Regions from separate parts of the Homo sapiens genome. Here region 1 is linked to region 2. Evidence: chromatin contacts called from ENCODE Hi-C or POLR2A ChIA-PET data. All regions are on one chromosome and are shown on one strand. The core of a region is the stretch at or near the end of the contact, and the rest is flanking DNA. Distances in the headings are between cores, read along the strand shown. Region 1 overlaps TRANK1 (tetratricopeptide repeat and ankyrin repeat containing 1). Region 2 overlaps TRANK1 (tetratricopeptide repeat and ankyrin repeat containing 1).

What was found. Hi-C counts contacts between places; a loop is a spot of excess contacts on that map. ChIA-PET counts read pairs that join two places held with the same protein, here RNA polymerase II (POLR2A). Pooled maps may share reads with other maps.
Region 1: a pooled map shows a loop between it and region 2 (4-fold over the local background). The contact joins two enhancer-like sites. A Hi-C loop is called at or near these places in 1 of 168 maps with a recorded cell type or tissue (CD4-positive, alpha-beta T cell) and 8 of 50 pooled maps. POLR2A ChIA-PET finds 5 or more read pairs at or near these places in 3 of 52 experiments (CD8-positive, alpha-beta T cell, K562 and WTC11).

Annotation. Positions count from the first base shown.
Region 1 is chr3:36,891,693-36,894,738 of GRCh38, reverse strand. It overlaps TRANK1 (tetratricopeptide repeat and ankyrin repeat containing 1), which reads left to right. Exons shown (of 24, transcript NM_001329998.2): 6 at 1,755-1,838; 7 at 2,399-2,537. Among named protein-coding and RNA genes, the nearest start is that of TRANK1, 52 kb to the left of the region's middle. Within about 2 kb of position 1,543, at least 13 of the 41 ENCODE cell types and tissues checked have a DNase peak (open chromatin) inside an H3K27ac peak, as active enhancers do; they include CD8-positive, alpha-beta T cell, where a contact is called at or near this core.
Region 2 is chr3:36,841,504-36,844,920 of GRCh38, reverse strand. TRANK1 (tetratricopeptide repeat and ankyrin repeat containing 1) reads left to right here. Exons shown (of 24, transcript NM_001329998.2): 18 at 2,211-2,299. Among named protein-coding and RNA genes, the nearest start is that of LINC02033, 21 kb to the right of the region's middle. Within about 2 kb of position 1,565, at least 2 of the 41 ENCODE cell types and tissues checked have a DNase peak (open chromatin) inside an H3K27ac peak, as active enhancers do; they include CD8-positive, alpha-beta T cell, where a contact is called at or near this core.

The DNA of each region.
Region 1 (3,046 bases), core at 294-2,793, 50 kb before region 2:
TGACTTTAGAATAGAGAATTCTTAAATTTTGGGCAAGGTAATGGATTCTGTTGGAAATCGAATGAAATCTGTGGGGCTCTCTTGTCATGCACTGACAATTATGTGTATAGTTTCAGGGGGTTCATGGGAAACCTCCTGGAGTCCAGCCATGGGCTCCCTGAAGCTTACCCCTGTATTAAAAAATCTTGGGAGGGCAGGCAGCAGGGTTGAGGAAGGCAGACTGAACTCTTGGGGAACCAGTAGTCAGAAATCCAGGGTCCCATTAAAAGACATTTGAGATATTTTCTCCTGGGATAAGGTAGCTGGCCTAAGAGATTTATAAGGATCCTTCCAGCTTTATTTTTTAAAAAGTTTTGAAATTCTGTGATTCCAAGTGCTAGGGTAGATCTGTGAGCAGGAGGCCTTAGGCCTCATTAGCAGGAAGATAGTTTAATTTACTGCACTCAGGGAAAGAACCTTGTCCTCTCTTCCCAGTGTGGGGTGGATATGAATAGAGCTCCATGGCCTAGGCAGAGAATGAGAGAATGGGAGACAGGCAACTCCTAATAGATTATTATCCCAGCCAGTCAAGGGAGGGCCCAGGAATCCAGCCCAAGTGGCAGGTCCAACATCCTACCTGCAGTGAGGCTCTGGTAATTCCCAAATACTGCAGACAGAAGCATCTTTTAAAAGGCCAGCAATCTGCCCACTAGAATGCTGAACTTATCATGTGGGGTTGAGTGTGGGCAGCGAGGCTTGTTTAGGGCAAAAAGTTAAGAATGGGCATCACAGAGGTTGCAGTGAGCTGAGATTGCACCACTGCACTCTAGCCAGGGCAACAAGAGTGAGACTCTGTCTCAAAAAAAAAAAAAGAATGGGTATCAATCTGAAAGAAACTAGAAGTGAGATGTGGCCATGGGCTCAGTTCCTGTGGTCCTAAGTCCACTGGCAAAAGCCATACATGAGAGAGGCTGGAGCTGAGACTGGGTCTCCAGTCATGGTCATAACAGAGCCGGGAATTCTTAGATCTGTTAGCATACCTGAATGATCTCAGTAGGGGCTTCTCAAGATGTGCTGTGAGACCTGTGAAAACTGGCTTAACTTCTCTGGGATTTAGTCTCTTCAGCAACTTTAGATAGGGTCAGTAGTTTAACAACTGGGTCTCTGAAAAGAAAAGGTCCCGATTTGTAGCATTTGCTAACTTTGGTAGTATAAATACTCTCACCATGGCCAATTTCCAGCTACTAATATGACATACAAGACTTGGAGTTAGGAGGAGATGTGCATCATCAACTCAGTAGCTGATAGGAGCCGGCTGCAGCACACCATTGACAGGGTCTAATGGGCTCCAAGTACTTGGGGCTTTTAAAACGCTGATGTGAGGAATAATTGATTGGGATGGGATATTTCTAAAGGATTTGAGTCTTCCACTTGCTAAGCCTTAAGAACTTGGCAGGGAATTACTCTTTTTTTTTTGTAATCTCATTGCAACTATGCTGTGAAATGCTACATGACATCATCTGCTCCTGTCCTCAGCAGGCTTTGAGGAAGTGTGGAGGGGCCTTAGTCCTCAGCAGGAACAGGAAGTTGGCTAGACAGAGACTTTAATTGTCACAGCAAATAGCTGAAAAACTTGGCAAGCACTTTAAAAAAAGACAAGGCTAGAGAGTGGTTTTTTTTTATTTGCTTGTTTTAAAGCTTAAAATAACTTTTTTGCTTTAATAACCTATGTGGAGAACATTATTATTCCAGCCTTTTCTGTCTTCTCCCACCAGTCATTTCTGCTTCTGTCAGCAAAAAAAGACCGATTACCAAGAAATATTCATGTCCCAGAGTTATCACTGAAAAGTCTCTTTGAGGTAAGGTGATATATATATCTATATATATCTATATATATATATATATATGTTTTGTTTTGTTTTGTTTTGTTTTGAGACTGAGTCTCGCCCTTTCGCCCAGGCTGGAGTGCAGTGGCATGATAGCTCACTGTAACCTCCTCCTCCTGGGTTGAAGCAATTCTCCCTGCCTCAGCCTCCCGAATAGCTGGGATTACAGGCGCCTACCACAGTGCCCGGCTAATTGTTGTATTTTTTGGTAAAGATGGGGTTTCGCCATGTTGGCCTGGCTGGTCTTGAACTCCTGACCTCAGGTGATCGGCCACCTTGGCCTCCCAAAGTGCTGGGATTATAGGCGTGAATCACTGCGCCTCGCAAGGCGATTTCTTGAAACATACACTTCCTTGTGTCTTGTACTTTCTCCTTCAGCTGCCTTACCACAAATTTGTTATTTATAATAATCCTAGGCTTGGACCACAGCTAATCCAAGTTTTACTGATTCCATACTTTATGGGTAAAGGAGTTTGAAGCTTCATATTGATTAGTGACTTCCATAATTTGTCCTGTGTGTTTTTTTTCCCCAGAAATACGTTTTCATTGGACTTTATGAGAAGATGGAACAAGTGCCCAAGTTAGTCCAGTGGCTCATCTCCATTGGTGCAAGTGTTGAGACTATAGGACCGTATCCCCTTCATGCCCTCATGCGACTCTGTATCCAAGCCAGTGAGTCTTCTCCCAGTTTTCCACCCTCCAAGCTGCCCTTCTAGCCTAGTTCTGGAACTCTGTTGAGCTCAAGTGAAACTAGAATTAAGCCACTTGAATGCAGACCATTTGAATATTCAAATGATCTGATTATTCAAATGAATGAAGCAGCAGGAAAATAGTATCATTTTTATCTTTCCTGGCACCTAGTAGCTGCAGGAGGTCCAAACGGAAAGGATTCTGTGACTCTAGGCAGATCCTGGCAGGAGGATGGAGCCCTGGGACCCATGGAAGGGACTTAGGACAGACAGCTGTTGCTGGGCAACACTCCCAGGAGACCTGCAGAGTTTCCTCCTTCCGGCATAGGCAGCTTTGGTCTATTTCTCTCGGTTCATTTTCACTCTAGGGTTGACGGCTGTGTTGTGGGACACAGAACATAGTCCCTTGGCTGGGGGTATCCCAAGGGAGACATGAGCTGTTGCTGATACAGTTTGGCTGTGCTTCTTTTAAAGGACTGCTATTTTCATGAA
Region 2 (3,417 bases), core at 316-2,815:
TCGTCTCCTCAAGGCTATTGTTCATTTCTATAAGGGTAGAGCAAGGAGCAGAGTTTGGCTGCTGGAGAGAGGTTTGTCCTGAGCATTCCTCAGCCAGTTTGGAGGCTATTTCTGGTTATTACTGATGGCTCGGTTGGCGACTAGGATTAGATTTCTTATCCTAAGACTTGACTATTGTGATGGGAAAAGTCAAAGGCTAGGAGTTAAAAAAACAAAACATAGCTTCTCATAAAAACTTTCTACCTGTGTAATGACATGACCTTGTTCAGGTCCCACCTTCTCTCCCAAAGGAAAATGAGTGGATTGGCCTAGCATGGGCATTCTCAATCTTTCCTTCAGCTCATCCCCCTTTATTCCCCAAGTATGTTCTGGCATCCACTATAAGAGATCATATGGCTGGGCGTGGTGGCTCATGCCTGTAATCCCAGCACTTTGAGGGGCCAAGGTGGGCGGATCACCTGACGTCAGGAGTTCAAGACCAGCCTGACCAACATGGTGAAACCCCATCTCTACTAAAAATACAAAAATTAGCCCGGTGTGGTGGTGCATGCCTGTAGTCCCAGCTACTCAGGAGACTGAGGCAGGAGAATTGCTTGAACCTGGGAGGTGGAGGTTGCAGTAACCCAAGATTGTGCCACTGCACTCCAGCCTGGGTGATAGAGCAAGACTCCATCTTAAAACAAAAAACAAAAAACAAAAAACAAACTAAAAAACCAAAGATCATAGAAGCTAAGTGACTTTTTTAAATTTAAAAATTCAAAATGAAAACAGATCACAATTTATTTTATGTTTTGGCAGCATTAAGAATGCAAGAAAAAGTGCAGTCTTAATTACAAATTTTAAGTTGTACATAGTAAAGTCTTCTAAAGCATCTGTTCCCATTGTGTTTGGATTCAGTATGGTGATTATGTAATTTGTGTTTCTTTTACATGGCATCTGCAGAGTTCACTGGCCCTATTTTGAGATAATATGGATGGGGTTTTGCCGTGGGAATTAAATGTCACAGGGGCACTCATAGCAGCACATACGGAGTCAGAACAAGATGCTAAGTCATCACTGTACTGCTACACAGCACCAGCAGAGGGCGAGCAGGGAGGGATCAGGTTGTGATGCTTAACGTGTTTTTGCACCTTCTAAACAAATCTGACCTGTCTGCCTCACTCCCCTGTTGATATCCATTGGCCTAGGTGTCTCTGATTCCTTCAGCTCTGATTTGTCTGCCAGTATTACCCTGGTATTCACTGTATTTTGTGTGTTTCATGAATCTGTGGCTCAGAACTTGCAGGGATTGTCACCCATTGTCTAGTGATACTCTGGGGGATGCAGGTGGCAGGGTGGGGGTGGGGTGCAGTGCTGAAATAGTCACCAGCAGGCTAGTGAGGATAACAGAAGGGATGGACAGCAGGTGGTGACAATGGTCTCTGTCCACCAATAGGAATGTGTCAGATTACTTATTGTGATGAGGGCAAAGTTTGCACATTTGGAAATAGTGTAAAATTTGTCACCTTTTTTTTCTTGCTGAAGCCCTGGCCTGGGAGCTTGCTAAGAGCCACTTGACTTTGGGTTTTCAAGGAGGAATTTTTAATTTCTGTCTTCTGATTTGTAGCCATAGAATAGGAAAGTAGACCAAAACTTAAAAACCAAACCACATCCTTTCTCCCCTCTACCTCCTCCTTTCAATAACCTCACAAATGTGGTTTGGTAAGTTAAAATATATCTTACATGAATACTAGAAAGACAACACAGGTCAGTCTGCTCTGACTGCCATAACAGAATACTACAGACTAGATGGCCTAAACAACAGAGATGTATTTTCTCACAGTTCTGAAGGCTAGAAGTCCAAGATCAAGGTGTTGGCAGGGTTGGTTTCTTCTGAGGCCTCTCTCCTTGGTTTGCAGCCAGCCACTCTGTGTCCTCACGTGGTCTTTCCTCTGTGCTCTCTTGCCCCTGGGGTCGCCCCGTGTTCTAATTTCTTCTAAGGACACCAGTGAGATTGGATGAGGGGCCATCCTAATGGCCTCATTTTAACCTAGTCACCTCTGTAAAGGCCCTATCTCTCTCCAAATGCAGCCACATTCTGAGGTACCGGGAGTTAGGACTTTAACAAGTGAATTTGATGGCTGGCGGAGGAGATGCAACTCAGCCCATAACAACAGTTTTAAGTGAAAGAAAGCCCAGAGAAGCAAACACACTTTTCTTTCTCATTTTAGACTTTGATGATAGCATGTTCGTTAAGACCTCAACTCCTGCGGAGTGGATTGCACAGGGAGATTACTACGCCAAGCACCAGTGCTGGAAGGTAAGGGGTTGGACTAGGAGGGGTCCTTGTCACTGGTGCCCTCGTCAGACCTCACAGGCAGGTTTCACATCATGGTGTTTGTCACCAGGAAAGGATGAGCGTAATGGTGCTTGTGCCACGTGTTCTGAAACATCAGGTCACCTCAAGATGAGGAGAGCTTCCTGTCCTGCTCCTTTTCTGGTCAGTGCAGGCATGACAACTCTTCATTTTGGCCAAGTGCCAGCATGTGCTGATAGATCATGAAGGGCTATGGCCTTTGCCCCACCAAGGAATCCTTGTATATATTTTCTTTCCCTCCTGTACTCTATGCCTAAAAGCTTTGCTATCATCATACTGCATTTTAAAGCAGTAAAAGATCTTTCATTTGATCTTTCATTTGATTTTTTTCAAATTGATCAAACAGATTTCATTGCCAATCTGAGTCTGGTGAAGATAGGTTAAGGCTTTTTATTACACTGCACTGACCAATTTCCAGTTACAAGCCGTGTTAGTGGTCCTGAGCAGTTTTCTTCCAGGAAGTGTTATCTCTGTAGCAGACCTCTTTACATTTTGAAACCAGGTTAAAGAGCCATGTTGCTTTTCCCAAAGTCAGCATTCCTGCACATCACAGGGTTTTGGGTGGGGCACCATGGCTGGGATGTGTGTCTCCCTTGAAATAGTGGTGATGACTTCACCTGCAAGTTTTAAACACCCTACTAAAAGAGTGCTTTTTTTTTTTTGCTTTAATCTAATAACAACAAGTCAGGTCTTAGGGTTGGTTCTGCAGTTCAACAAAGTCAACATGGGCCCAGTCTCATTCCATCTCTTCCCTGTGTCATCTGCAGCTTGTCTGAGATGTTCCCTTTCATTGGTTGCCTAATGGCTCCTGTGGCAGTTCCAAGTGCTCCGTTCCCTCAGCAGAATTCCAAGCAGGAATGAAGTGCAGGCACTTTCTTCTCATTGATCTCTCTATTTTTTTTATCATGAAGTCCTCAGTGGTCTTCCTTCTATATCTCATTGGTCAGTACTAGGTCACATACACCTTCCTAGCTGCAAGAGAGTCTGGGAGAGCAATCCCATCTGGCAGTTTTAACCTTTTGTGGGTGGTAAGTTCTGCCAAAAGGCAAGAAAGAGAGGAG